Linked DNA regions of Homo sapiens: regions 2, 3, 4 and 5 are each linked to region 1. The links are chromatin loops, found by intact Hi-C in ENCODE. Cell type or tissue: heart left ventricle. All regions are shown on one strand. Links, peaks and the distances in the headings refer to the core of each region. The heading gives the core; the rest is flanking DNA. Region 1 has its middle 73 kb from the start of RPS23. Region 2 has its middle 46 kb from the start of MIR3977. Region 3 has its middle 200 kb from the start of MIR3977. Region 4 has its middle 41 kb from the start of VCAN. Region 5 holds the start of LOC124901019 (a long non-coding RNA gene).

Region 1 (6,250 bases), core at 1,312-5,311:
TACACGGTACCAGGTCCCCTGAAGCATAGAAGCAGAAAAGCAAACCAAAGGCCTCTGGGATTCTAAGTCTTACTAGTAATGAAAGGGAGACGAGGAAAGTGATGCAAGAGCCTTCTGTGAGTGATGTCATGACAACCTCAACATCTCTTCCTCTGTTCAGGGAACATGAAGATGCTAACCTGGCAACTGTCAGTCTTAGCTTCCCACATTCTCCATAATCTGGTCTCACAATGCCTAATACATCTTGCATGTGACAAATGTCCACTGGCCTACATTAGTGCTTTGAAAATAAGTTAAAGCTTGGATTCAGAAAGCCTTTTCATTCTTTTTTAATTCTTGGTGGGTAAGTTTCCTACTTATAGTCTTCATATACGTTCAATTTTTTTTTTTTTTTTTGAGACAGTCTCTCGCTCTGTCACCAGACTGGAGTGCAGTGGCACGATCTCAGCTCACTGCAACCTCCAACTCCCTGGTTCAAGAATCTCTTGAACCAGGCACGCACCACCATGCCCAGCTAATTTTTGTATTTTTAGTAGAGACGGGGTTTCACCATGTTGTCCAGAAGGGTCTCGATCTCTTGACCTCATGATCCACCCGACTCAGCCTCCCAAAGTGCTGGGATTACAGGCGTGAGCCACCGCGCCCGGCCACGTTCAGTTATTTATTAATAGATGGGTCTACAGCAAGCTATATAACAGACATCCAAACATGTCTGTCATGTTGACTTCCCAGTTGTAAGAACATGTTCCCTGTTGTTTCACTTTGTGGTTTGGAGGTTTGAAAAAAAAAAAAGTTTCCAAAAAGAATATCAGAGTAAAGAAAATGCAGAAGGGTAGATAAATGTAATTTAAGAAAGTACAAGCATGATTCTCCAAGGAAAAAGGAGGATCTGGCATCAATTGAAGTCTATGCCCACCTAAAAGTAAAAAGCCAAATGGAGTTGTTCATTATAAATACATGTGTCTTTTTGCATAATGAAGAAATGAAATTTGCTCTCTCCACTCTCTCCATTGAGAGAACTGAATACAAATGCTATTTTGGGTCAGAGATAAAACAAACCCACAGCCCATTGCAGGAAGCCATCCTCAGCAGAAGAGATGGCCTCCTGAGAATACTGGACCCAGGAAGTTGGTGAGCTTTCGCGCCACCTCTCTGCTCAAAAGACAGTTTATTCTCTCCCCCTTGGTAGATACGCACTTCTAAATCTCAGCCACTCACCTAATTTTCTGTCTTGTAAGCAAGGCTTCAAAAGAAGGCTAGGTTACTGAGAGATGTGCACAATCCTTGAAAATTGCAGAAAGAAAGAACATATGCACTTTATAACATTCTCTTCAGTAGGGAATGTTCTGTGTTCCAGTAGTACCAACTTCAGGAGCTCCAGGATATCCACTGTGAAAACACAGGCAACCCTACTGGCCACTGGTCTTCCTTTGACCAGATAAGAGGTCACTCCTTTGGAATGGGTTATACCAGTAGGCTCTAGCCACATTGCCTTACATATACTCTACCCTTCAACCCTGTGGTAAGCACCTTTTAAAAGAGCTAAAAGCAATTAAAAAATATACCAAAGGCATCAAGGTGAATTATCAGACTACTGTCCCCTGATGAAAAATAATAACAACAACAGATGATGGCTTTCAAACAAGCTGAGAAAATGGACTTTATTTTTCTAGAAGTATTTCTTTATTTTTTTCCTAGTCCCAATGCACTTCGTACTTCTCTATTTATCATGCACTTCGTACTTCTCTATTTATCATGCACTTCGTAACTGCCTCAACATATCTGGCCCTTCTATCAACTGACGAACTTCTTGAGAACCCTGCCCTATTCTTCCTATTCATCCTCATATTTATAGAGCCTTCAGTGTAAGAGGAAATTAATAGACTCTCAATAAATGTTTGATGGACAGATAAATGTAGGAAAAATTAATGTACATCAGAGTGCAACAGGAACTAATATCCAAAATCCTTGAGATAAAAATGAAAGACCATCAAAGTAAAAATTTCCGATAGCTAATCATCCAAACATTAAAAGAGGACTTCATTGTTCTCCAGATGTCATCAGTGATTCATTACAAATAATTACATGCGTGTTCTAAATAATGGAATGTTGAAATGTACACTTGTCATCACCGGCACTATCAAACATGTTGGACACGCCCAAAATAGCTACAGTCCATATGACCAGGAAGAGAGTCACATCAAGGACTCCAGAGGTGATAATATCAGTGTCCCAGTAAAGTCTGGAAGTCATCGTCTTGAACAGGAAGCCTTAAGGAAGTTGAGGGCAGTTTGTTCACTTGACCCCAGAGTTGGGTTACACACCCACAGCACTTACTGAGGGGCAGGAAGTTGGAAGAGGACCTGGGGTCAGACCTCTGCAATGGTGTGAAGTAGATGAAGTTTGTCTTCACCTCCTCTTTCATTGCCCTCCTCATCTCCCCACCAACCCTGATCTGTCATCCTTCGTAATCACAATGGCAAAGGCCCAACGGAGTCACTCATACTATCGTATAAATAACTCATTATGATTGTATAAATTAGGCTTCCACAGCATTTGCCTTTTTAGTAGAAGCAGTGCTGTTATTCTGTGTAATAGCAGAATTTCTACCATCAAAATAGCAAGGGACATATTTGAGGGATGATGGTCAGTGCCAGCTTGAAGTTGAGTAGGCAGCTACCCACTGAAGCAGCTATATGCATTTTTTAATTTTTAGAAATTTAAGATTCAGGCCTTGGATCTCTTGTGACTATGTGACTGACTATTCATGTTGGAAAAATAAACATTTCCACCTCCTAGAGTGGCTGATAGCAAGAGGGTATGAGGCTTCAGATGTTGATCCGTGATTCTCTAGAGACCTCTAGTGGTCAGAAGAGGAACTCACATTTGTTATGAACAGAAAGATGAGGGAATGCTGACCGGTGAAAAATGAAGGCCTACAATCTGGTGATTGCCATTAAAGAAACATTTGGAACTTTCAGTAATGGAAGGTTTGAGTCATTTACTTTTCCATCTACTTTTTCTCTCTCTCCTTTCTCTTCTGTATCCATGCTACAATCTCATTTGCCTTAATGCCTTGGAAGGCACTTGTCCTTACTGTCCTTATTATCCATTTTCATTGCTTTATCTGGGTCGTCCACACAAAGAAACCAACTTGCCCTTCACAGGATCCATATTTCCCTCATGCAATCCATGGGCTCCTACATCTTCCTTCACCCTTGGCAGCTCTTGGTCTTGTTACTCATACCTACATGTGCTCCCAGATAAGTACAGGAATAGGCTTATCTTCACCCTTATTCTGCCAGGAGAGTGTTTCTTATTCTGCCATTGAGATGGACTGTCCCAAGGGATTAAATTTTAAGAGGTGGATTACAGTTACTGCTGGTTTGTTGGTTCGCTGTGAAGCTCAGGAAACAGAAACAGCCAAGTTTCCAAGATATATATTTAACAGGAGAAGAGTCAAAAAAAAGATTTAAAATGCCAAACTTTACAGGAAATTCAGAGACAACCCTTCCCAACAAATAAAAATCATCCCCACAGATTTGTGGTAGAAGCAATATAAGTAACTATGTTAGCCTGAAGCCTTTATAGGTAGACTTTTCAGCTGCTCTCTTTTGTTTACCTATCCCAATTTTTATTATACAACTACTAAAATTATATAGATATATACATCATATATTAAGATATATACTCACCAACGTGTAAAAGAAGGGCATTCTTCTAAAATTAGATTGCAGCTCTTCCTGGCTTTGAAGTAATCACACCCCAGTAATAGAAAGAGGTAGAACATATCAACAGGAATGGGGTGTGGGCTGCCAGTTCATCATCTGTCAATCTTACCTGAGATCCTGCTTTGCCTTAAGATTCAATTCCAAGACCATGAATAGATGTTTATGATTTTTTTTAATGCCCACTGCGGATGAAGCCTTTCTTCCTTTTTCTGAGAGGTCTGAATTTGAGAGACAGCGTGGGTCAGGCCAATGATAGAAGCAACAGACCCCAAAGGACCTCCTCAATCTGGACCCACACTTAGACAGTGTCTTCTCAGTTACAGGAGCATAGGACTTCCTATAACCCTATCAAATTAATGATTGGTCCAAAAAATCAACAGAAACATAGTTATAAATGGCTAATTAATAGGGAGTTGTGTCCTAGTAGTTTATGGCCTCGGAGAGCTTTTTAAGCAAAGGGTTAAGTGGGGGGGAAAAGGAGCAGGAAACCAACCTTACTTTGGTTGGCTCCCTTAGCTCACCTCAACTTGGAAAGAGCAGAGCCGAGTGAACAACATTTGACAATATTTCTGTGGCATTATCAAAATCCAGGGCCATAATCTTGATATAAAAGCAAGCTAGTTTCTCTGACACGAGTATTTGGTTATAACAGGGTGAGGTTCATTATTAAAAACCACCCATTTGTTAATCACTAAAATATTCATTGAATGCCTAATATATGAAGGCTATCACACTGAGTTTGCAAAAAATTTTGGTTTTATACTGCTTCCATTTTCCAAAACCATAAGAATGTGTTTATGTGTAGAAAATAAAAATTTAATGGTATTTGAAGAGCTGATACCATAATCCCTCTTAGGAAAGAAACCTTTCTTTGGCTACAGTGCTGTGGGAGAAAGTGAGCCCCTGAAGGTCTGAGGGTCGTAAGAACAAAATAGTAAGGCAAGGGCTGTGCTGTTCTCCCACTTCTCCACGGGAGGACATGAGAGGCCTCCGGTGTTGCTCCAGGGTGAAGGAGGAGAAGGAGAGAGATGAAGAGCCAAACAAGTGAGGCAGCGTGAGGATGGGAAGTATGTACGGCCAGGAAGTCAAGGAAGAATCCAAAAGTGGTGAGCTGACTGACTTTTAAGGAAAAAAGGTGGTCAAAAATAAGGATTGCTTTAAAAACAAGAACTGAAGAGTCAGCAAGGCTCGGATCTCTGCAGCAAAGCCTCCCCTAACTCTCCACCATCCACCCAGTGCCCCTCTCAGTCCAGAGAGTGGCGCCACCTACAGGGTTGTTCCCAGAGACCATTGCTTCTGACTCATTGCTCCAAACCCTTTCAGGCCCTGCCAACCCAGCCCATGCCAATTGCTCAAGTCTTTAGAAATGCATAAAAGAAATAAGCAATTTGGTAAATTAGTAAATTCTTCTAATTCAGCAAATTGGTCACTCGACAATTGTCAAATTGGTTTTTGGGAAATTGGACAGCTTGTCCTAGAGCTGGGAGAGTATAATCATCTCGGGGCTCTGGCAAGTCGACCCGCCATTCCACTCAGGTCAGCGCTTTATGCTCACTCCTTCCATTCTCCTTCTTTCCCTCAGTAAATGTCAAAGCGCCTGAAATTCAAGAGCCAGCACTCATTCTCTGAGAGAGGGTTAACAGTTTAGACTCAGGCCTGCAGAGATCATCTCTGACAAAAAGCTCATATCTACAGGTCTTCTTTAAACAAAAAGTTAAAAGAAAATGACTAACCAGGGCTACCCATAAGAAGAAATACTCGGTAATGAGACAGGCTACTATCAACCCAAGAAGATTATGTCAGAAGTAGGGTAGAATCCAGTGGTTGGAATTCATAACACTTTGAGATTATAAGTGTGTCCCAGGGCACAGCTGCAAAGTGGAGTGCATGTGGGTCAGTGGAGGGCCCTCCAGCTCCACCTCTGGTGCTGTGTCCACCAGCTGGGGAGGGAAGAATCAAGCCCATGTACAGCTCCTTTTCTCCCCTAGAATCCTCTCATTGCATCATTCAGCATTTCAGCCTTAGATGCCATGAAGGGGACAGTGCTCAGACCCTCTGCCCTTCAGAGAGACCATCCCGTACTCTGTTGCTGAATGGGAGACCACACGGCTCCTCTGGGCGACTCTTCCAGAACAGTCTGGGACTGAGCTCCACCACAGATCCTGGGTGTGGCTGGTTCACAGGCTTGGACTGCCCAGAGCACAGCTGGCCAGGAAAAACAGGGCAGAAGGAATGTTGGTGGCAGGGAGGAAGCAGAGAACAGCATCTGCTCTTCTTACCTCATTTAGGCCCCTTATTACTATCTCTCTCCTTCACCAAGAATATAGAGAAAGGTAACAGACACTGAAGAGAGGTTTTACTGCAACAAACAGGAAAACTTCAAATGGGACCATTATAATCACACAAAAATCCACAGAGCACATGACACCGCCTTTGGCAGCCCCCACACTGGACCTACCAACATTCTGCATCCTGACAGCCAGAGACACGTCTGCAGAAATGTGCACCAATAGCAGCAT
Region 2 (6,250 bases), core at 1,254-5,253, 440 kb before region 1:
TATTATACATGTTTATAGTTTATCTGTGTGAGATCCAAATAAGATCCAAATTTTGATGTCTTGTCTCTTTTAATCTGCATGTCCCCCTTTTTCTATTTATTTATTACTTTTACATTCATTTTTTGAAGAAACAGGGATATTTGACATAAAGTTTCTCATAGTCTGAGTTTTGCTGATTATTTCCATCTCAATCCAATAGTGTCATGATAACAAAATATCTGAGACTGCATAATTTATAAACAATAGACATGTATTGCTCACAGTTCTGGAGGCTAGGAAGTCCAAGACCAAGGTGCCAGCATATTCAATGTCTGGTAAGAGCTGTTCTTTGCTTCCAAATGGCGCCATGAATGCTATGTCCTCTGGAGGGAAAAGGGAAAAGGGAGCCTAGCAAGTTCCCTCCAGCGTTTTTGTAAAGGTATTAATCCTATTGTAATGACAGAGCCTTCATGACTATCACTTCACAAAAGGTCCCACTTCTTAATACTGTTGCATTGGGGATTAAGTTTCAGCATGAATTTTGGAAGGACACACATGAAAGCCACAGTACTATCCTAGGGTATTATGTAAGAATTTCCAGTAATATTTCATACATGGCAGTATGTATTATATTAACTATGTTTTCTTAGTTTTGTATTTTTAATGCTCTAGCATTAGTGGCCTCTCTGAATGGGAAGAGACTGTCCCTCCAGGGCTAGCAAGACATAGTAAAAGACTTGCCTAGAAGCATGTCTTTCACATGTAAACTAACCAACCGGAGTCTGTACTCTGAGGCACCTCTTATCTGGCTCTTATCTCCAAGAGGCAGTTTTCCTCTGTCCTAAGCACTGAGGGCCAAGTACCAGACAACCAAAGACCACCACTATAGTCTAGCAACTGCCAACATTCTTCAAACAACCCGACCTAAACTGCTCTGCTTTGCCTTCCCCTTGGAAAACACAATAAAGGCTCTGGACCGTGCTGTCCCTGCACCCCTTCTGCTTACTGACCAAACCTGGCATTTCTCCATGTGGCCCTGAATGCTGTGATACACCCACTCCGCTTGTGCAATGTAAATAATAAAAATCTTTCAATGGCATTAGCTTCTCTATGTTGTCACCCAGTCACCTCTACAAATTAAAATCCCATGGGTACATAACACATGTACTTCTATTAGAAAGCATGTAATGTCTTTTCTTACTTTTGATGATGTTAGCAATCATTGCCTCCATTAATTTATTTCAATAAGGGTTGTAAAATGGTGATATTCTCATTCTGTCATTTTTCTTCATTTATTAGCAAGAAATCATTTATAAAGAGAAATTTTCATTACTTATTTGGTTCCCTTGGGTTATGGTTTTTATTGGAAAGTCAGAAAGAATATTTGATTCTTTATCTTTATTTATAAGCTACTAAAATGAGTTGGCTTTCTGGCATCCTTTAAAAGTGATGAACAAGGTTTGTCATGGTGGTAATTGTTGTGTAGACACATTGTTATCTCAAGAATCTATACATATATACCTCAATACCGTAATTTTTTTTTGGTTATTATTCTTATTGATGCTTATTTTTGGCCACTGGGAGCCTCTTTAAGTTGGCTCCTAAGTCCTTTTGTCATGACCCTGGTAGTTTGGAGAGCTTCCTTGCTCTTGAAAGTGACAAAATATTTCTGACAATTCTGTAAATTATGTTTCCAGATCTGGAATCAGCTCTTTCTCCAAGGAGCCTTTGTTCATTTTAGTAGGAAATGGTATTTAGAGACTAAGTGTAGTTACATTGTTGAATTAGGGGTACATACATGTAGATTTATGTTTGGTCTCTTTATTCTTGTCACAATACCTTACCATCTTAACTTCCATAGCTTAAAGTCCTGTAATTTTTAGGATAAGTCTTTTTACCTCTTCTTCTTGAAAATTCTCTTGAATAGATTTGACCCTTTTGGAATTACATATAAATTTAGAATCAGCTTATTAAGTTTCATGGAAAAAAATTCAAAAATTTTTAAGCATTTTACTGATGTTATAAATGAATGCTAGGATAATGATATCTTTGTATTATTGCATCTTCCTATTAATGAATATGGCATATTGTTCCTTATACTTAGATACTTTTTATATTTTTCAGAAACATTTTATAATTGATAGGAAGTTTTGCTCATTTTTTTATGTGTGACTGACAGTATTTGTGTCTGTTGTGGATCTTTTTTTCTATTTTATACATATATTATGTATATATTATAGAAAATATAATGTTATATATTATAAGTATTATATATACTATGTATTATAATATATAAATGTAATATATACCTACATTGTATATTTAATGTATATTTATATATTATATTATATAGTACATATATTTTCTGGGAATGTAAATTAGTAATAAAGTATATTATACTTTATTAAAATAAATGAGCTTCAGAGAAAGGGAAAATCTGGCAATCATCCTGAGAGTAAATGAATAAAAAGAGTAAGAGTAAAAACTGGTCAAATCGATATTTCTCAAAGTGACAAAGCAGAAAATAAGTTCCCTGTTATTTGACTGGCCAATTTGTGGGAAACAGTAGTGGTGAGTCAAATATGAGACACTGATGATGAATGAATGAAATCGGATGGCATAAGAAACATGGTTTGTCTTTAGATTCCCTACCTTTGATAGAGCTGAGATACAGAAAAATGTTTCTCTACTAGAAGAAAAAGAGAGAAACACATAGTGACAAATGCTAAAGAGGCCATTGAGAATGGTAGTCAGGGAGTCAAATGCTACTCAGCTACAACCATTATCATGCTGCAAGAAGGTGAGCCTACTGTAGCCTGGTCCTCTGAATTTTCAAAGCAAACCAGAAATTCGGATTTTGTGAATTCTCTTGGGTTGTAAGTTTTGGTGACAAATTCCAATATTTTAAGAACATTGACCGTATAAAACACATATATAGACTGTTTATGGTTTGAGGGCCGCTTTTCTATGATCCCTGGATTAGAGATTGTTAGGGCTCAGAAATCAGTAACTCCAAATGTGTTTTGACATGCTGAACTGCAGAAACCTCATGTAAGTGCCCTCCTCCACCCACCGTCTCTCCCAAAACCTTTATCTGCCTAAGATCCAGGCCCACCAAAAGGAACAATTGTTTTTTCTTCTCCCTGTAAAACCAAGAATGCAATGATGCCTGAACAGACCCTTTCACAAGATAATGGACAAGCTAATTTCTGTTCCCTGAGACATTCATTCTCCCTAGTAATCCCCTCAACAGAATTTCTCTTTGCCCCTCTCGGGTAACCTGTTCTGCCAAGGCAGTATCTAAGCTTCTGAACCATTTGGGATGGTGGGCATCCCTCAGTGATTCTCCCTATGTGCACATTAAATAAATATGTGTGCCTTTTCTCCAGTTAATCTGCCTTTTGTGAGTTGATTTTTCAGCAACTCCCCAGAGGGCAAAGGGGAAGTCTCTCTTGGCCCCCACAAGGCTTTCTAAATATAATAATTTTTAAAATTTAGTATTTGGATGGTTGGAATACTTTAGTCAATAGGGACAACAGAAGTAAAACCCCACTTTACTTTCCTTTGGCGGGTTTTTTTTGTTTGTTTATTTGTTTTTCAATCTACAAATTCCTCCTTCCCACCACACTAGCAATTCTGAGACACTCCAGTAGGGGGCACCTATCACGTCATTTGAGGATCTCTGCCACCACTAAAGATGGGATTGTGCTGCTTTCCTTAAGTTGTGTTGAGATAAGAAAAAGGTAGACTAGATAATCATATAAACACAGACTCTGAAGTCTGGAAGACGTCTTGGAAAGAATTAATTCCACCCAGGGCTATGTAGGTGAGGAAGCTAAGTCCCACAGAAATTGAGCGGCTTGTTCCAGGACACATCTTAAATTAGCGGTATCTGCTGCTTTTTAGGTTTCTTAATAATTTTCAAGTTTTGTGCTGCAGTGTACAGTTAGCCAAGCTAGTCATGGGATTGCATGAACATCCCAGGGAAATGCTAGTTTTTTTTTCATTATGCATAATTAGGGCTTAATTAAATTTAATTATTTATAATTATCCAAGTAGAGATTGAATATGCCATATTGTCTTTACTATGCTTGAGTAAAAATATAAAAGGCCTGCGAAGGCAGTAATTGAATAAGAATGCAGAGCCTTGTATGTGTAGTAATTACACTGTAGTTTCCTGCTAGTTTCCGACACTACTGATGGAGGTTTGCATAAAAGATCATTCCCTCCTCATGATAACTCTAGGTAGAATTATCCTTTTTTATACTATAGGCTTATTATAAAAATTGTTTACAAATATCTGGTTGTGTATGTGTACAAAACAGATGTTGAAGCTTTTAAACAATCAGTATGAAAAACAATAGTACGCAAACTTCTTTATTACCAAAAATAATTAAATGTCATCTAACTTATTGATAATTCCAGGTAAATAGCAATAGTACATGTTATAATTTCTTGGGTCCTACTATATTACTCCATTTTCATACTGCTATAAAGAACAGCCTGAGACTGGGTAATTTATAAAGAAAAGAGGTTTGACACACAGTTCAGCAAGACTGGGGATATCTTAGGAAACTTACAATCATGGCAGAACGCAAAGAGGAAGCAAGGCACCTTCTTCACAAGGCAGCAGGAAGGAGAAGTGCTGAGCAAAGGGGGAAGAGCCCCTTATAAAACCATCAGATCTTGTGAGAACTCACTCACTATCATGAGGACAGCATGGGGGAAACTGCCCTCACGATTCAATTATCTCCACCTGGTCTGTCCCTTGACATATGTGGATTATGGGGATTACAATTCAAGATGAGATTTGGGTGGGGACACAAAGCCTAACCATATCACCTACCATGTGTCAAGTGATGCTAAGCACTTTGCAAATTATGTTACTTGCACTTTTTAACATGCCTAACAGGTAGCTAGTATTCCTATCATAGTTTTGGTGATAAATTCAAATTTATAGATGAGGAACTGAGAATCAAGTGATTAAGTGACCTTGGATTTGACCTGAGGCCTCTGACTTCAGAGTCTGTTACATTAATATCTGCACTGTGTTGCCTACCTAAGTAGATGTTTCAGATGACATCAGCATCATCTAAAATTCTAACAAAAATCACTCATTATAGTCTTTTAGAGGATTAAAGAGAGTTTACCAAAACAGTTTGTTCTTCATTCCACATTTCCCTTGGAAGTTCTGAGACTTGATTTCCTCAATGCAACATCTAACTAGTGGCATTGCTCAAACTTTTGGCTTGTGTTTCTTTCTTAGCACATACTTCATAAAATGTAGTTTGAAGCAAGACCCCTTACAAAGAAAGTGAAAAGATCCAAGAAAGCAATGCTGTCAAAACGAATAAACATTGTAAGAGACTATTTGTGGGCACTAGTGAGGAAATTATCTGACAATATGTCATAAATTTAGATCCCAATTAAACACAGGATATACAATAGTTGCCTATAAAATGTGAACATGTTGTAGATACTTTAAAATCCCAAGTTTAATGCTTAATGAGAAAAAGCTGTTGTATGATGTCAAACAGAGTAATATTGCATTTTTGAGAAATCATATCTTTGACTTTCTCTATGAAAGTAAAATTAATCTGTGCATAATTAGGTATTGGGATGAAAATTGTTTCCTGTTTTCTCGGATAATACTTAGAACTTTAAGTAAAGGCAATTAGTTGTGGTTTACTCTCACAAGCAATAGAGTGGGCTAGACTGGGATTGAGCTGGGAAACTCTTCAACATACAGACTTCTTTAAACCTTGGCTGGTCGCTAGTATTTGTCCCCTTCCATCTTGAAGAGTATACACCAACTTTAGTGGCTTACATTTAAAAAAGATAGTGTCATAAGTTTTTCGCTCCCAGACTTTTCAGTTTTTGTTTGTTCTAAAATAAATTTATTTGCATGCTATAGGTAGTGGTATGCACTTTCTACTTTGCTACACTCTCACCATTCCATATTATATTAATTCTAGCTGCTTCACTCACTTATGCCTCTCTCGGTCATGAAGGCATTTGATTTGCAACCCTCTTTTATGGCCTAACACGTATAAAGAAATGCAATATTGGATTTTATTTGAGCATAGTGATTAAGACACACTGGGGACAAAAAGGAGGAGGTAATTCTTCATCGATTGGGGAAGACTTCAGGAAACGTTTCAATAAAGAAGTAGCCCTTGAATTGTCACTGTAATCACCTGATGGATTCTTCCTGTCCACTGCACAGACAAAACCAGTTCACTGAGACTGTGGTATTGCAGTAAAGAAAGTG
Region 3 (6,250 bases), core at 894-4,893, 290 kb before region 1:
CTAATGCACAGCAACATTGATTAAACCAATTTCATAATTCCTCTGAGATGTAGTTAGAGTAAGTTTGCATCATTTGTACATTTAAAATATGCAAATTTAATAATACATGCACAAATGAGGGAAAATAGGCTATAAAAGGACATGAGAGAGAGAAAGAGGAAAGAATAAAGCAAATGTGGTTAAAATGTTAACACTGGGAATTTTGTGCTGTCCTTGCAACTTTTCAGTAAGTCTCAAATTGTGTCACAATAAATAATTAAAAGAAAGAATTACCTTGCAACTCAGCCTGCCATTCTACTAAATGAATATAGGCCATGGAATAAGAGAAGATGGGAAATGAGATCTTCAGTTAGCCACAGTTAATGTGTCCCTTATAATGTGAGCATCATGCCATGCTCAGTATGACTCTACTGTTTCAAAATATGTATTTGTGGTATAAAACTGTATTTAAAAAATCTTGCCCAGGTGCGGTGGCTCATGCCTGTAATCCCCGCACTTTGGGAGGCTGAGGCGGATGGATCACTAGAGGTCAGGAGTTCAAGGCCAGCCTGGTCAACATGGTGAAACCCCATCTCTACTAAAAATACAAAAATTAGCCGGGTGTGGTGGCGCGCATCTGTAATCCCAGCTACTCAAAAGGCTGAGGCAGGAGAATCGCTTGAACCCAGGAGGCGGAGGTTGCAGTGAGCCAAGATCGCACCACTGTACTCCAGCCTGGGCAACAAAGGGAGACTCCATCTCAAAAAAAAAAAAAAAATCTTGCATATGCGTCTTTATTACATGCTATACATTATATAATTGTTAAACACAGTTATAGAGCCCTGTACACTTTAGTTCAATGGTGATTTAAGGTTTTCAAGGGTGATTTTGGTTGTATGTGATTTTTGCCTTACATGGTAAATTTAGATCTTGTCCCTAAGTAAGATGTGACTCCAGTGAACTCTCACAGGATGAAGAAATAATTTACATGAATTAGTGAGTTAACATTATTGTCTTGATGGCTAGTCTATAGTCATAATATCAAGAGCGTAAATAAATCTGTCCAAGTCAGCTTTCCTTCCCTTTCTCCTTTCTGGGCTCTTTGTCCCTTTTTATCACTCTGCTATCAGAGTGGCTAAAGTGCCCTGATGTCCCTGGTCACCAAATGAAAACATCCAATAACCTTAATGTGCTATATGTCTCAGGTTGTTTTATTTGGGGGCGAGGCAATGCTGTCTGGAAAAAGTAACAAACAAAAGGAAATCTCTGACAAATCTGAATCATTAACGGGGCTGACAAATCTGAATCATTAACGGGGAAGAAGTCTTTGAGCAGGGAGCATTCTGGAGTTCTGTGATTATTAATTATACTGACATACTTATTCCATTTATTTCTTGCCCACTTTAACCCCTGCCACCACTGACTTCAAGTTGCATTTATTTTAATGTGCCAAGCCTACTACAGGTGCACTATGTATATTTTAACACAGGACAAATTTGGCAAGGGAAATTTTTACATTGTATGTCAGAATATTCATCTTTTGGAGATTTGGCAGTTGCTGTAGCTATCGTTGCTTAGACTTTGAAATAAATGTAAAATGTAGTCAAAAGAGCCTAGGACTAAGAGTTGAAAGAAGTAATACAAATTGCTTGTTACTCAAGTTGCAAAATCTTTCTATGCTTCATTTTCATAAAAGACATGAAGACCATTCAGTGTCTTAATAATTACTTATGCATAATAACCCCTTGTGATAACGTTAATGAAAATTTGCCCTACCTAGCTTGTAGTGAGGACAAAGAGATAATGTTTATGAAAGTGATTTATAATCTGTAAGCACAAAGTAAACACAAACAAGATATTAACTGTGATGGCTAATTTAATGTGTCAACTTGACTAGGCCATTACGTGCCCAGATAATTGGTCAAACACTGTTCTGGTTGTGTCTGTGGGATGCTTCTGTATGAAACTAACATTTGAATTGGTAGACTGAGTAAAGTAGATTGCCCTACCCAATATGGGTGGGCCTCACCCAATCCTTTGAGTAAGGGAGAATTTGCATGCTCTCTCTGCCTAACTGTCTTTGAACTAGGATACGGATCTTCTATTGCGTTTAAACTAATTCAGACTGGAACTTGCACCACCAGTTCTCCTGGTTCTCAGGCCTCTGAACTCAGACTGGAATTATACCATTGACTCTCTGGGTCTCCAGCTTGCTGACTACTACTATCTTGGGACTTCTCAGTCTCCATAATCACATCAGCCAATTCTTTAAAATGAATGAATAAATAAATAAATATACTATTGGTTTTATCGCTGAAGAATCTTGATTAATACACTAGCTATGAAAAATATTTATTTCTTACACCCGTGAGTTGGATAATTTAAAAGAATGACTAGTGGGCAGTTGTGTCAATCAACCAGTTTCATGACAACATCTATGCCCAATGACAATCCTGAAAATTCCATACCCCTCTCCTCCACCACATCCTAAAATCACTAAAAGGACTAAAGATTCCAAGGTGGTATAGGACAATCCCAGCTAGAGCAATGCTGAATTTATTTCCAGGATAACCCATTTCCACACAGCTTGTCCTCTTGACCCTTAGACTGCTTCACAGTCACACAAAAGAAAAGAAAATGAGATTTCATAGTTTTAAAAATGAGAAATTACAAAGCACCATACTAAGCAAAAATTGCCATTATGGATCTAATTTATCTCACTGTGACAATGTCTTATAGATTTCATGTTCCTCTGGAGAAGGTTTCTGTGTGTTCCTGGTCATTATCACACTCTCACAGTGATGCTTGTCTTTGCAATAACATAGCTGTAATAATCGTACACCCTCCACTATTTTCACAGGCTTTTTGTTTTGTTTTCCTTAAACCTTCTCTAAATTAAGTATTTAAGATATTAAATGCCCTCAGTACAAAGTTAAATAAGGAGAAACCATCTGAGGCACAATCCTCATCAACGATAATGAAACAGTGTCACAGTTTTATTCACTTGTAGGATTCTATTTCTGTAATGCTTCATGTCAGACACAATGGATTAGACTCTCATTGGAAGGGAATAAAAAGGTCTAGGTTAGTCTGCCCTCTAGTGTAGCTCACTGGTTCCTAAAATAAACTGGTGAAACGTGTCCTGGAAGCTGATTGTGCAATTCTGTCAGAATGGCAAGTTGCCATCATTGCCAGCACCAGATTTTCACATCTCCCTCCTCTATGGGAGCTGCAGACTTTTCTAGCATCTAATGTTAGCTATATGACCTAATGAAAAGAAATTCATATGAAACACACCCTCCCGAACCTATGCTTGATTGAAGTCAGTGTTACATGGCAATCCTTGACCATGGTTTTTGTCAATTGTTCCTATTTCAGGAGAACACGGATACAAATTAATAAAAGGGCATGTTTTTGATTCAGAAATAAGGGTTTTAGAAAGAACTTCTGAAATAGAGCGATTTAGTCTAAGAACTGTTACTGGCATGGGCTAATCTCTTTGAGACAGTCTGGTCTATTCATATAGTAAAGCACCCTCCTCCTTGGCTGGCCCTTCTGATGGAGAGTTTGCTGCAGCATGGATCTGATGTTGGACTCCAGGGGCATTGTGAGCAAGGAAGAAACATCTCTGCATTCCCTGTTTTACACCTTCCCTTGAATTCTGATTTACAGTTAAAAACTAACGTGCCTTGGGGGATAGTTTTTGATAACTCTGCAGTTTATATTCAACTTCATAAACACCTTTTGTGTTTTATAAGAGTCTAAATTTTGCAAGTGATATGTTTGTGTAGGTCTGAAAGCATTCCTGTTAGAGATCAGTTCCAAAGCATTTCAGACAAATAAATACAATGTAAAATTATCTTCTTAAAATTTATTTTCAAGGCCCTGTGATATGTTTACCTGGAAAACTCAAATGTTTCACTTGATCCCAATCTGATCTATATTTCCCTGCTGGTTTCCACGCCCCCTTGGTCCATGCCCCAAAGCAATTTGGCTAAGTGATGATAGTCTTTTGTTTCTAGGCACCTCCTAACCACTACCAATTTCAGAAAATATCAGGTCCTGACCTTTACAAAAAAAAAAAAAAAGTTTTTGTAATTATAGATTATGTGCAAATTATATATATTTATATGCAAATACACACATAATAAGTCTGCAAAACATAAAAATGTCCTCTATTTAAATTTCTGTTGTTAAAGCAGCGGTTCAGTAGGGCTCAGTGTGATGACCCATGGAGCACACCAGCCCCCAAGAGCACCATCACAGACTTACCTGATTGATTGTTGGCATAAGGCCGTCCTTAAACCATCAAGTTGCGTTTCTTCACAGTTGAAGTATAAATACAACTTTGATCTATTTTCTAATTGTCCTTTCCTGACAGCAATATAACCACAACACATACACAGGCTTTTAGGCTCTAACAATACTCATTAAGCGAGTGAAAAGGAATTTAAAGGGAGAGGCAATATGAAGGAGCAGACAGCACTAGGAGTCAACAGACCTAGATGCTAATTGTGGGCCTGTTTCCAGCTAAGCTGTTAACTTGAGCAAGTCACTTTACTATTCTGGAGACATCTTTTCCTCATCTGTGATGGGGTGGGCTAGACCTAGATTAAATCAGAAGTATCTGAACTTTCATCTGCAGACTTCCTGTTCTAATCATATGGCCTTTATGGCCACATCTGTGTTTCAGTGTCTTTGAGACTCAAAATATAACAGATCTCAGACAGATTTGCCAATCCAGGGACAGTGTTACTCAAATACCATGTTCTCACTGACTCTAGTTCCCAGTCTAATCCACATCCGTGGCATGTTTGCCATTTACTGCACTGATTTTCCAGCTTGTTTTCTTTGCTCAAGTCTCTGAAAGACATTATGAGCTTAATCATTGTCATAAAGAGAAAATGAAAGATTGCAGGCTTTCTGATTAGCATTTAGCATATTTTTTTCATAGAATTTCAAGAGCACATAAAACTCACTTGTTTCCTATCAGCATTTCCCCTTGCCCCTTTAGTTTGCTGACATGTGATTTTCAAGTCAGTTTTGGAAATCTGAAACCTGTTAGAGATTGCAGATGCCAAGATCTGCATGACTGCTGTAGTTTTGGCAAGGTCTGCTCTTTAAAGACAACAAAGGCAATAAATAGAAATCTTGCTTTCCTCTGACTCTATTCTTTTTCAAAAGAAAAAATGTCTTTGTGAATGCATGGCGTTTAACAAGATTTCTAGACCTTCTTGCTTTAGACCTTTTTTGTTCTTAGTTTTTATTCAATGTAGCATTTGGGCTTTTCATCTTGCAAACCATAAGCTTATTTCTGTTATCAGCTTCCACTAAGAGCACAGTCTTGTCTGTGTTCTCTTTAATGTCTGTGATTCTCTTTAATAAAACTAATCATCTAAGTGCCAATGGTTGGAAGCAATAAAAATATGTTTCTGCCAATATGAACAATTATTTGACTAATTTGAACCCTAACCCTGGCCAAGTCCCTTCATCTTCATGTCACTTAAGTCAGCTTGTAAAGAGGCAAAAAAAAAAAAAAACTGCAAAAGAGATACAGCTAAATAAGCATGTAGATGAAAAGAAGGAGACATCTGACTTAGGGCTTGGGAAAATGGAGGCATTTGAGGCCTTCAAGATTGGGTATAATTGTAATGGAGAGAAATGGGAGAGACAGAAGTGGGGCAGGAATATTAAAAGCAAATGTGTAAAGATGAGAAGGAGAAAGACATGTTGAAGAACAGCCAGAGGTTCAGTTTCGTTACAGACTTACTGTGTGGTAACATTACATACTGAGAGACGGAGTAGGAAAGGTGGTTTGTAGTTAGATTGCAGAGGATGAATGAATGGTCTGTACTTCACCAGAGAACAATGGAGAGTCAGTGGAAGTTTAAAGTATAGAAGTAACTCCAAAACATCCAGAGCAATTAGGCAGATGTGTTTAAGGAAGATTATAAGGGGAAGAAAGGATAACATCCAGCCAGTTAGAAAAAGTATTGCAATGGGATAAGGGAAAGGTAATAAGGCAGAGAGAGTGAAAATTTAAAAATAGAAATATGGGACTAGAGCCACTCCTAAGATGCATGGGGTCACAGGCAGTTTTTTTTTTTTTTTTTTTTTTTTTGCAAGGCCCTTCTCTATGTAAACTACCGATCTTTAAAAACTGTTTTACAAAATTTATAGACCTACGTGAAATATAGCCATGTATTGAAGAGGTACATATACATTTGTTAATTGTCTAGTCAATGCATATAGAGATTGTAGTGTTCAGGAA
Region 4 (6,250 bases), core at 1,244-5,243, 1.1 Mb before region 1:
AGACCATCAACAGGGTTTTATATGATTGGCTACCATGTACTACGGTGTGACTGTATGTGTCCCTCTAAAATTTATTTGTTGGAACTTAAGCCTGAAGGTTAACAGGTAGGGTGCTTGGGAGGTGATTAGGCCATGAGAGCTCTGTCCGCATGAATGGTATTAGCAACCTTATAAAAGGGCTAAAGGGAACTAGTTAGGCCCTTCTGCCTTTCCATCATGTGAAGACACTGTTCATCCCCACCAGTGGATGTAGCAACAAGGTGCCATCTTAGAAGCAGAGTCAAGCCCTGATCAAACACTGAACCTACAGGAGTCTTGATCTTGGACTTTCAGCCTCCAGATTTGTGAGAAATACATTTCTTGCTTTCAAAATTACCTAATTACTTAGTCTGTGGTATTTTGTTACAGCAGCAGGGACAGACTAAGATACCATGTGTATTAGTATCCTGTGGCTGCCATAACAAATTACTACAAACTTGGTAGTTTAAACAACAGAATGTATTCTCTCATGGGTATGAACTAGAGGCCTGAAATCAAGGTGTTTGTAGGGCTGCTCCCCTTCCAAAAGCTCTAAGAGAAGTTCTTCCAGCTTCAGGTGGCTCCAAGGGCTTCTTGGTTTGTGGCTGCATAATTTGAATCTCTGCTTCTGTTTTCACATGGCCTTCTCTGTGTCTTGTCTTCTTTTCTGTCTCTTATAAGGATACATCATAGGATTTAGGTCCATCTAGGTAATCTAGGATGGTCTCATCTTAAGATCCTTAATTAGATCTGCAAAGATACTTTTTTTCCAAATAAGGGCATATTCCCAGGTTCTGGGCATTAACACATGGGCATATTTTTTTGAAGGGGTGGGCATCATTCAACCAACTACACCATGATTCTTTATTTGACTTCTTGATATGTCTGTTAGAAACATTTATGCAATGCAGGTGTACTATTTATACCGTACTTATGATTAATTCTATACAAGGTTTAGCGTCAAGTCCCTGGTCAGCAACACATCTGCCATTATATCTATAGGAAAATTCAATTTGACTTATGATATGCCTGCTTATCTGTTTCCCATGAATGTTTATATGTTCATCTTGCCATTCAAATTTTACTGTAATCTCTCAGAATCCAAGAACTGTGCCTTATCTTTATTTCCATTTTCTACTCAACACCTAAGACAACTAATACATATGAATAGACATTTATTTATTGGCACATTGACTTTGAAATTCATGTTTGCCTATGATCTCTGTAGGAACTCTGAGTATGAAATGTATTGGAGGAACAGGAGCAGCTTTTGACTGACAGTATATATTCCTTCAGTGGGAGTGGGTAGAAGCATAAATAAGGCTAACTATAGGGTTGTAATTTCTCCATGTTTCCTCTGAGTTTTTTTTTCTTTTTGGCTGTTTGAATTGAGCTATATGCCCTCTTCTAGAAGGTACAAGCAAGAAGAGCAAGTCTATAAAACTTGTTCGTGAGCAGAAGGACAAGACTATTACTTAGAAATCTTGGCATAATCCTTTGAGTGGTTTCATTAGGAATGAGGCTCTACAGAATTGCCACTGGGAAATGTGTTTCTGGAACTCAGGGAGATTGTATTAATACCTTAGGACTGTTTCTGAAAGAGTTTATTTATTTATTTATTTATTTATTTATTTATGGAAAGAAAGAAGAAAGGAAGGTGGGGCCGGGGAGACAACTTTAATTTGAATATATATTAGGATTAATAAAAGAATTATTTTTAGGTTCAGAAAACTTCCATATTTTTTGAGATACAGTAAGAGATGTCAGAGAAAGAGAAACAAAAGTCTGTAAAGAAGTGAAGAAATTTTACACTAGGTTGATGGTTGTAGGAAATATAAATTAAAATGCCCTGAGCTGGCTAGAGGTACTTAGCAAAAAAAAAAACTAATGAAAAGAAAAAAAAGGTTTTTTAGGAAAGGCTGGAGACATACAGAGCCTCAGTGATGCAATTACAATATGAAGAGCTGGCTGCCATGGGACTGCTGGAAGGAATCATTAGCTCTGGTTAAATGAGTAAGTTTCTGCTGCAAAAATGATAAAGTACCTTAGAGGCATCAGGAGCTGGGCTAGAGGTTTGTAGCAATCCTCTTGATGTTTCATCAATTAACGAAGACCACCTTTTTCTAAGTTTCTTTGAAACTCAACAGGCAGAACTGATGGATATTTTTCTGCTAGGTAGAGAAAAAAATAACTAGTATAATCCTGTCCTTCTGTTCATTTTAAGTAGCCGTCGCTTAAATTTCCTTAAGCTCAGTGAAAACATTATCCAGGCAAAGATTCCACTTCACACTGAAGTAAATTTACTTGTCCAAAGCGCTAGATTAGTTGTCTATAATGGTTTCTCTTTAAAACAAGAAAAATTGTAAAATACTGGTCCTTTGGTGAGGAACTGGACAAAAGCTTGGGCGCTATAGTCTCTTCTGCTTATGAGACATGTGAACTCTACTATCCTTTTTCTGTCTGTCTAGCCAAGGCGTCTCCGAATGCTCAAGGATTGTTTTCAAACCAAATTGATAAGAAACTAAAAAGACTCAGTCTGAGTATGCTGGACTTTTATCTTTTTTCCTTAAAATGCCAACTACGCTGGCAATGTAAAGCAAATAGGTAAAAATTAAATCAAACATGGTTCAAATAAACACATTTTCTCTTACCAAGATAAGTATTCCTATAATTTTTAGAAAGCCAAAGAAATGACAAGGTTGAGATAGGAGTGTCAGGTGGAGGAAGGAGAAAATGAGTAGAAGCCATCAGCCACAGAGAACAAAGCGCCCTCTTGTTCCGGTGGGGAACGCACTGCCTAGGAATGTATCCACTAGGTGGCGTTTCATCTCCAGGACAGGCCAGGATTTGTCCTGTCGTTCAAAAACCAATCTGCTAAGCGTTTTGGTGGTCTTGAGAAAGGTAAATACATTTGTTTTAAAATTGTTTTTGTCTGAAAATCACAGTTTTGAATAGTGGTGAAGACAATCAAGATTTCCCATTTAGTGTGAAAATTGGGTGCCATCATTTTGGAAGATTTCATACTCAAGTATTCTGAGGATCTAGCAGGATTAAAGCATTTGGGAGCTGTACGGTCCTCTTAGAGATCACCTTACCGGTCATCCCTGTTTTGCAGATTAAAATACTGAGAGCCAGGCTTATCTTATCACTTGCCTAAGATTGTAGTATTGGGTGATGATAGAACAAGGATCAATTTCCTACAGGCAGACCAGACTCAGTGTCACCTGAGTCATCCTGATCCACGTTAAAACCTTTCATTGATAAATGTGTAATATATGCACAGTGAGTTCTAGGCACAAAGCTGCTTGCTGGGAATGCGGAAATAGAACCTGTCTAGAATCAACCCTCCAAGTATAATTGGAGAAAAAAAAAAAAGCTAACAGGCAATAACAAAACAGATAGTGCATTAAATAATGACCATGATGATGTCTGCCTGGTACCCAGGGCAGAATGTATCCTGTAAGGAGGCAGAGGCAGCCTCTGAGAAAGGTGAGATAAGGCTGAATGAATGTTTGGGAGAGGAGATGAGTTCACAAATTTTGCTTCCAGAAGGGAATATTTGCCTATTTTCTCAGCCAGGCTTTTCAGATCACAAAGCAAAGCCCCCGGGTGGGTCTCAGAGCGTAGCAATGTAATATCATCATGAAGCAAGGCATGGCTAGAGCTGCGCTGAGTCAGATGCTGACGATATTCATGATCTCTAGCTCGTATCTGGAAATGTTGTACTCAAACGAAATAGAAATATTGGCTTATTGTAGGTTTTAATTTACCAAGACTGTTCCAATAAGTCTGGTACATGCTACTTATATGGAATACTAATTTTTGAAGATATGACTTACAATGTTCTTTTTATTCTTCAAAACCGTTATGAGCTATTTTCATGAACAACTCAATATGTCATGAACCTTGGGAAGGGCTTGTGGGTTGCTGACATTATTCTATTTCTTCATCCATGTTATAGTTCCACAGTATTTTGTTTTATGATAATTTATTGTCTATGTTTTATACTTCTTTCATGCGTATTATGTTTCAGAGTCTTTTAAAGAGTTTTAAAAATGTTATGGCCTGTGTTTTTGAATTTGCAAGGCTCTCCTAGAAACACAGTAGGCTGGGCATGATGCCTCACACTTGTAATCCCAGTATTTTGGGAGGCCGAAGTGGGAGGACTGCTTGAGCCCAGGAGTTCGAGACTAGCCTGGGCAACATAGTAGGAACCTGTCTGCAAAAGCTACAAAAATTAGCCTGGCGTGGTGGCTCACATCTGTGGTCTCAGCTACTGAAGAGGCTGAGGTGGGAGGATCGCTTGAGCCCATGAGGTGGACGCTGTAGCGAGCAGTGATTGCACAACTGCACTTCCATGTGAGTGACAGAGAGAGACCCTGTCTCCAAAAAACAAGAAAGAAAAGAAAAAGGAAAAGAAAAGAAACATAGTGAAGTGCTAGCAAACTCAATAGTGGTATTCCATGAGATCCACTGACAATGAGAAACCAGTTTTCAACTATAGAATAGTAACATTTTATAGTAGCACTTTAAAAATAAAATGTTTTAGCATATATTTACACTGCCTTTTTAGTGACTTATAAGAATGTTATAAATATCTTTTTGCCTTTCCTAGACTTCTGATACCCAGAGAAGGGGATTTTGGCCTAGTTACATCATGTAAAGTAAGAAAATGAGAATTTCAAAATTGACTTGTTTTCATGTTTAAATTCTATCTTTTGAGCTTTCATTTTTTAGTCTTAGACTATCTGTCAGGAAGAATGTGTACTTGTCACACATCTGTGTGTGTGCCGTTCATTCACCTCAGAACATTTAGTTGACTTCTCTAACAGCATTTGTCCTTCTGTTAACTTACTCCAGGTGTGTTAGTGACAGGACATAGACTCAGGGGCTCCAGACCCATGTTCACTAAAACAGACCTGAGTTTTTAATTCTTTTCTGAATGTTCTGCTACTTTGAACTGGTCTCTGTGTCTCCTTTTGTTAGACTGTGTATGCATATCTCTGCTATACAATACTAAAAACAATTCATGTGAGTCTTATGCTGCCAAGGTTAGATCCAATCAAAATTTGTGGTTTCTGTTTCAAACTGACCTTGAACCTCAGTGTTTGGGCTTGTTTTAATCTTGGCAATGTTTTACTTCCTATTTCTAAGAATGAACTATTATTTGGCTCAAAAGCTTATTCTCATCTAATATCCTTAGAAAGCAAGATTATCATTATGCGAATGAATTTGGAAGATTAAACATTCATGATAACCAAATTAACCCTGGAAAAATCAAATAAGAAAAGCAAAGAAGCTGTATTCAATAAAAATCATTTGTATTGGGCCAGGCACGGTGGCTCACGCCAGTAATGCCAGCACTTTGGGAGGCCAAGGCAGGCAGATCACGAGGTCAGGAGTTCGAGAACAGCCTGGCCAACATGGTGAAACCCCATCTCTACTGAAAACACAAAAATTAGCTGGGTGTGGTGGCAGGCGCCTGTAATCCCAGCTACTTGGAAGGCTGAGGCAGGAGAATTGTTTGAACCTGGGAGGCAGAGGTTGCAATGAGCCAAGATAGCACCATTGTACTCCAGTCTGGGCAACAGGGTGAGACTCCGCCTCAAAAAAAAAAAAAAATTGTATTTTAGAAAGTCTAAAACATTAACACATAACTAATAATTTTATATGTATTTAAAATACTGAAGAGAAAACCTAGCCCTAAAACTGACATCTCAAGTATTTTACTGTCATGAAATTCTTTTATTGAGTTAAAAGAAAAAACTCAAGCTGAAAGTCAAAATACGTAGATCAAATATTCCTCTATCAATAACCAACTACTATGTAAAAGTTGCTAACCTCTGCTACTAATTTGTTTAACTTTATTTATTTATTTATTTGAGACAGAGTCTCGCTTCATTGCCCAGGCTGGAGTGCAATGGTGCCATCTCGGCTTACTGCAACCCCCGCCTTACAGGTTCAAGTGATTCTCCTGCCTCAGCCTTTGAAGTAGCTGGGATTACAGGCATGCGCCACCACACCTGACTAATTTTGTATTTTTAGTAGAGATGGGGTTTTACCATGTTGGTCAGGCTGGTCTCAAACTCCTGACCTCAGGTGATCCGCCCACCTCAGCCTCCCAAAGTGCTGGGATTATAGGCGTGAGACACCATGCCCGGCCTGTTTAACATTTTTAATAGATAAGTTAGTATCTTTTATTTTTGGTACCAAATTACTCATTGAATGGAAC
Region 5 (6,250 bases), core at 1,371-5,370, 54 kb before region 1:
AATAGTAGACAGTTCAAAAGAAGCCATTTATAGAACAGTGCATTCTGTTTGATTCCATTTATATGGAGCTCAAGAACTGCCAAAGCTAAACTACGCAGAAAAGAAATCTGAACAGTGGTTCCTAAGGGGTGAGGTTTGACTGGAAGAAGTCAAGGAAACTTTCTGGGGTGGTGGATATGCAGGTGTGGAATTCTTACCAAAATTCATTGAATTGGACAGTTAAGATCTGTGATTTCAATGGTATATAAATTTTACTTCCATAAGAATTACAAATGGTTGTTACACAAACTAGTTTCCAGTATTTCATGTATGCCCCATTCCATAATGTTCATCTGTGACTTGCCTGACTTGTCCACTGACTGCTGACGTGTCCCCTGCACACGGTGACACAACCTTTCCAGGGAGGTCAAGTGCACCAGTGAGCTTTTCTTGTTTGTCAGGCCTCACATAACGTGGCATGTCAGAAAGAGATTAAAGTCTACAAGACTCTCTTTAAGAGCCATTAGATCTGAGTGCTCTTAGCAAGAGCAAATGTGGTAAAGTGGAAAGAGCACAGGCCATGGAGCCACCCAGACTGGAATTTAAGTCCCAGCTCAACCATTTACCTGCTTTGAATAGGTGACTAGCTTTGAGCAGGTTATTTAATGCCTCAGAGCATTTTTCCTTTATTTGTAGAACTGATTATTGTTAGAACTAGAGATTATGTGAATAATGTATCTAGATTAAGGCCTTTTACATTGTAGGCCCTTAATAATATATAGCTAACACTGGCCAATCAGCTCCCTGACAGCAGAGGACCTTGACTGCTTAGCACATGGTATGGGTTCAATAAATATTCACAAATAAAATAACAGCCTGTGAAATTTCTATTTTTTTTTTTCAGTCCTATGAGAAAAACACCAAGGGGTATAACCAAGAAGAAGCAGGATAGGTAATAAATAGGAAGTATTTTTGCCAATATATTTTTCTATCTCGGCATACATCCAGTGTTTTATCTGAACCTGTGCTGTCAGATATGTTTCAGAATTCAGCATGTTTCTGATGTTGTAAATGTAATATGGTGCATATACCGTATATCTATAACCCACCTGGTAGACTGGGGCAGGCCCCACATCAAACACATTAATATTTCCATAGCAAAACTTATATTCACATTAAATGAAATCAAGACAAAAATATTCTCAACAGTTCAGGTTAGTTCTGCCATCAAATAAATTACTTTAAAAAACTGAAAAATAACCATTGTTTGATGTCAAAACTGTTGGGATTCCAGAATTGTTGGAGAATCTATACTAGCTAACATTCACGTAGCACCTTCAATGCACCGGGCACTCTGGCCTACACACTTTGTATATATTAACTCATTTACTCTTCATAACAACCCTGTGAGGTAGGTACTATTAGTATAATTTCCACTTTATAGGAAAGGGAATTGAGACACAGACAGGATAAGTAATTTGCCCAAAGTCACACACTTAACCTCCTAGTTGGTACCTTTAATCACTCTTCCCTACTGCCTCCATCTCCCCTTTTGTTGGTATCTGCAATGTTGGGCTTTGAGGAAGGATTTACCCTTACTCTCCACACTCGCCCCCACCCCCCAAAATTAAAAATAACTAAGAATTATCAGCACTGATCTTTCCATCCTTTCTGATGTTTCTTCTACTTGGAAAACTGAAGCTTGCTGAAAGAACTGACTTTAAAGATCTGGCATCCTTAGATTCAAAAAAGATTTCTCATTTGCCTGAGAATTAAACTAATTAAACTGCAAACAAGAGACCCAGGTGGGCTTGTGGAGGTGCGGGGGGAGGGTGGGAAATCACAGACTTTTCAAACAGATTACTAAGAGAAGGCCATGTTCAGAAAACGTTTAGCCAGAAGTGTGCCTTGAAGAAGAAAAGCCAGAAGCCTACAAAGCAGAATAACACTCTTTCAGCAACCACCAGGTCATTAAAACATACATTCAAATTTATGGGCAACCCAGCCACCTTATCAAAGGAAAACAATATAAAAGTTCACAGCTCCGAGGGGGAAACAGTGGAACCTACTCCAGAGGAGGGGAAAGCACGTGCATCAATCACGTCGCTGGCCCGGTGTTAACAACTTCTAAACAGTGAAGGTGAAAGAACATTTGTTCACCAAAAGGTCACTTTCTGAATTCAAGGGGGAAGGGTTAGGAGCACATGTTGGAAAGTTTGGCTCAGTGTGCATGTTATTTTACCCTCGGGCCCAGTTTGCTTACGAAACAAGGTTGGTGGTGGTGAGCAATTAGTCTGGCAGCTAATCAGTGTCATTGTGCTGAAACCTTTCAGGAAACCATCCCAACTTAAAGGAACAACGCTTCCACACGAGGTCTGCTTCTCACGGAAAATACCAAGCCCTAAGGAAACACCCTTGGGAATATTCACTTCCCCTCAGGCAGTCAGTATTTACCGAGAGTCTGTAAGGTACTTAACCCTGCGGTACGTGCCTGGGAGACCTTGTTAAAAGAAACCCAGTTTCCTCCCTACAAATGGTTTAAAATCTAATTGGGGAAATATAAAAACATAATCATGTCAGGGATGGAAAATATATATGAATGCAAGAGTTGGCAAAATGTTTTTCTTTCTCTGTTTTATATACAACTCAAATTACAATCTTCATTCCAACCTCGCTGAACTCTCAGAAAGTAACTGAATCCACTTAGGTCGAGTATTTCCAAACAGTAATGTTTGTCTAAAGCAATTTCTCTACTCCTCACATTACCTCAACACAGAATGGAGAACAATTCATATATATGGGGCAGAGCAAACAGAAACCCAGGTCTTGCTCAACAAGTGTTTGTGGAATTAAATTGAAATCCTGCCCGATTTTGCCCAACCTAGAGGGTTTTGTTCATGAATGTGACTGGGAGTGATTCACTAACCACCAGTGACTTGTGCTTATGTATTTCAGAGAGACATTCTCCTCAACACAACATACATTCCTTCCTGTGGGAAAGCTTTGGACTGCATGGCCAGAACTTCCTACGTAATCCTTTTATGTTCACAAAATGCTGATTTGCTACTGTTTAAATTAATATGTTCTTAGTATTGGCCTGCCCTTAAATATAAAAGCCACTCCAAAATTATCTGTTGTCTCGAACATGTTTTGAGATGGAGGGTGGGAAAGCAGTGAAACATGAAGAGAAACAAACTGGCTAAGAAATTAAACTCAAGTTGAGCAGAAGAGGAAGGGGCTGCCAGTCCCCACCGCCAACCCTGCCTGATACCACAGAGGGCAATTTCCACCTTTAGAAGGTCATTCTTAACAATTCAGGCTGACAGCAGTAAAGAAGGTTTTCTTCTCTTACTGTGAGGTGACTCACCCCCCCTTAATCGTTTTACATGCATAGCCAACCAAGTATGAATAGACTGATATGGAATACCAGCCTGTGAACTTCATATTCACACAATGTGGTAGGGCACTTATTCAGTACAAATAAGCAATTTAAAAATAGCAAATGTATATTTAGTCTTCATAAACTATAACCAAATTCTTATCACATCTAAGCTGGAGTCAGCCAAACATGAGCTGAAGTCAGCCAAACTTTTCAGGGGGTAGTAAAAATCGCCCAAGACAATATCCTATATCCAGTAAAAGAATGTAATTCCTCTCACCTCCCTGTTTATCCTTTTTAGAGTCCTCTTTACTTAGGTTCTTCCACTTTCCTAAATTAATGACTATTTGCTATGGTTTGGATGTTGATCCCCAATGTTGGAGGCAGGGCCTGATGAGAGGTGTTTGGGTCTTTAGGATGGATTCCTCATGAAGAAATTAATGCCCTCCTTGGGATTGGGGGCACCAAGTGAGTTCTCACTCTATTAGTATTCACAAGAGTTTCCTCAAGGACTGGTTGTTATAACGAGTCTAGCACCTTCCCTGTCTCTTGCCTCCACTCTCATCATGTGACTTCTGCACATGTTGGTTCCCCTTTGCCTTCCACCATGAGTGGAAGCTTCCTGAGGCCCTCATCAGAAACAGATGTTGGTGCCATGCTTCTTGTACAGCCTGCAGAACCATGAGTAAAATAAACCTCTTTTCTTTATAAATTGCCCAGCCTCAGGTATTTTTTACGCCAACACAAACAGACAAAGCACCATTATAATTCAACCCATTTTTTACAGGGAGCCTATTGTATGTCTGTTGGACGATGGAGATGCTACATGAACAAAAGAAAAGTGGCTGCTTCCTCTTGAAGCTTAAAGTCTTGGTGAAGACTTTAAACAGTCTTTAAACAGAGAGGTTCATGGTCTTTGAGACTTATTACAGCAACCAAAAATAACTGGCAGAGGTTCAAAACCCATCCCTTTAAGAAAAAGCAAGTTAAAGTTGATTATTTTTCCAATGAAAGGAAATATTCCATTCATCTGAGTATCAAAGTGGTTTCTAATAAACAAATAGCAATGGGTCACATCAAAGGTAGTATGCCAGAAGCAGTGCTCTGGCAACAACAGCAGACAACTAAATTGTCATCCATGTGAATGATATTAGAATAAAATACTTAAAATATGAATAACTGTATCTGAGAAGAGCTGCTAAATTGTGGCCTTGTAACACAAAACCTTTTAGAAATGAAAGAGCCCAAGACTATTCATTTAAGACCAATATATACTATTTTATATAATGTTCTAGCAAGTTTGCTTACCTAGCATTGCTTTCTAATGTTTTCACAGTATGGACAATAGAGATAATGATTATACTTATACTGCACCCTGGGATAAGCTGACAAGACTGCGAACAAAGGCAACCACCTGACAGCTCTGGCCACCCTGGTCCCTCCTAGGGCTTAGGGATTAGTATCGACTCCCACATGTAATTTACATGCTTCCCACAGTGCCTGTGCTGCCTGTTTCCTTTACTACAGCCAGAAAGTTAAGGGGAGATAGCTGTTTTCCTCATTCAACAACATCAACAAGTTGTTTTATTGTGTTAAAATATGTAAATACCCTGGTTCCACTGGCATCTAGTGGGTGGACACCAGTGATGCCGAACATCCTGACACGCACAGGGCAGCCCCCTCCTTTTTGTTATAACCTCTGGTTTAGATGCCTCCCTCTCCCTACAGGGATTTTTCCCAGCTTATCAGTATGCTTTTATTTTCATTTTAATTAACTCAAAGTGGGCTCAGTTTATTATAAGATCACAAACCAATTGAGGAAAAGGCTGCTACTAAAATATTTGCCTGAATACTCAATGAATGGATTCAGCATGACCCGGCATACTTCTTGTCACCTAAGTTGTCTGGTAGACTCTAGAAAACCCGAAGGAAGAAAGAATACGGAAGTAAGGAAGAAAAGAAAAGGAACAGAAAGATAAGGGCAGAGACTAAGTATGCAGCATAAGAGTAGGAGATTGAACTATTTTTAAAATAGGCCAGGGACAACTGTCTTCATTACAAGGAGGCTACAAACCATCCCAACATCACAGCTGTCTCACCAGTAATTCACTAGCATTCCTTCAGTTCCACAAAAATGCCTGTCTTCTTCCTTCCCATCTTGAGGCCTTGCACATGCTATTCACTCTGCATGGAATATTCTCACTCCTTTCTCACCTCCACCAGTGGTTCTTTTTCTGGGTGATTTTGTCCACTGGGGGACATTTAATGATGTCTGGAGATTTGTAAAGGGTGTCACAGCTGGAGGGAGTTGCTACTGACTGGCCTCTAGTTGGCAGAGACCAAGGATGCTGCTAAACATCACATAATGCACAGGAGAATCCCTCCACAACAAAGAATTATCTGGTTCAAAAGTCAGTCTTGTGGAGGTTAAGAAACACTGCCCTGCCCTCCTTGGCTTAAATGGCAATTACTCAGAAGTTTTCCGTGACTCCTCTGGGATGGGTTCTCATCACAGCCTGGGCTTTTCTTTAGTGTATGTGTCACAAATGTAATGAAAACCCATCATTTGTTGTTATATCCGTGTTCGGTGCTACACTGGGATCCCCAGGAGGACCAAGCTCATACCCGTCTTGCTTGTCTCTGTATATTCAGGGCTTAGCACAGGGCATCACATTTGTTAGATGACAGGAAAGACTTTAGGGATCCCCAGTGGAGAACAGCCTTCAAAACAATTCAAAAGCCACGCACTGGCCCACTCTCAACACTTATGCTCATACCTCGTTTTTCATTTAAAATGGTCCGTTCCAGCATGACTTCACTAGATTGCCCTCCAAATGCCTTTGGCTGTTTTCAAGATCAAATCTCACCCCAAAAAACAATGAGTTGCCACAT

The links. Hi-C counts contacts between places; a loop is a spot of excess contacts. Peaks named below come from ENCODE experiments on the same cell type or tissue, not always from the same donor. Only the 100,000 strongest peaks of a DNase experiment are listed, where the experiment ranks them.
Region 2: it touches region 1 in a loop (6-fold over the local background); 48 of 110 quality-filtered maps call a loop at or near these places.
Region 3: a loop joins it to region 1, with 4 times the contacts of the local background. A loop is called at or near these places in 62 of 110 quality-filtered maps.
Region 4: a loop joins it to region 1, with 2.9 times the contacts of the local background. A loop is called at or near these places in 33 of 110 quality-filtered maps.
Region 5: a loop joins it to region 1, with 2.3 times the contacts of the local background. A loop is called at or near these places in 11 of 110 quality-filtered maps.

What each region holds. Positions count from the first base shown.
Region 1 is chr5:82,348,603-82,354,852 of GRCh38, reverse strand. No RefSeq gene overlaps it. Among named protein-coding and RNA genes, the nearest start is that of RPS23, 73 kb to the right of the region's middle. RefSeq lists an enhancer at 1,360-2,559. In heart left ventricle, for the core only: a CTCF peak has its summit at 2,857 (motif pointing left); no DNase peak of the experiment used is centred there; H3K27ac peaks cover 1,507 bases.
Region 2 is chr5:82,791,394-82,797,643 of GRCh38, reverse strand. No RefSeq gene overlaps it. Among named protein-coding and RNA genes, the nearest start is that of MIR3977, 46 kb to the left of the region's middle. In heart left ventricle, for the core only: CTCF peaks have their summits at 3,423 and 3,627 (motif pointing right); no DNase peak of the experiment used is centred there.
Region 3 is chr5:82,638,390-82,644,639 of GRCh38, reverse strand. No RefSeq gene overlaps it. Among named protein-coding and RNA genes, the nearest start is that of MIR3977, 200 kb to the left of the region's middle. In heart left ventricle, for the core only: a CTCF peak has its summit at 3,089 (motif pointing left); no DNase peak of the experiment used is centred there.
Region 4 is chr5:83,427,171-83,433,420 of GRCh38, reverse strand. No RefSeq gene overlaps it. Among named protein-coding and RNA genes, the nearest start is that of VCAN, 41 kb to the left of the region's middle. RefSeq lists a silencer at 2,731-2,780. In heart left ventricle, for the core only: a CTCF peak has its summit at 2,834 (motif pointing right); a DNase peak (open chromatin) is centred at 2,820.
Region 5 is chr5:82,402,446-82,408,695 of GRCh38, reverse strand. It overlaps LOC124901019 (a long non-coding RNA gene), which reads left to right and starts at 1,326. Exons shown (of 3, transcript XR_007058845.1): 1 at 1,326-1,390; 2 at 2,313-2,447; 3 at 2,935-3,028. In heart left ventricle, for the core only: no CTCF peak of the experiment used is centred there; no DNase peak of the experiment used is centred there; H3K27ac peaks cover 610 bases.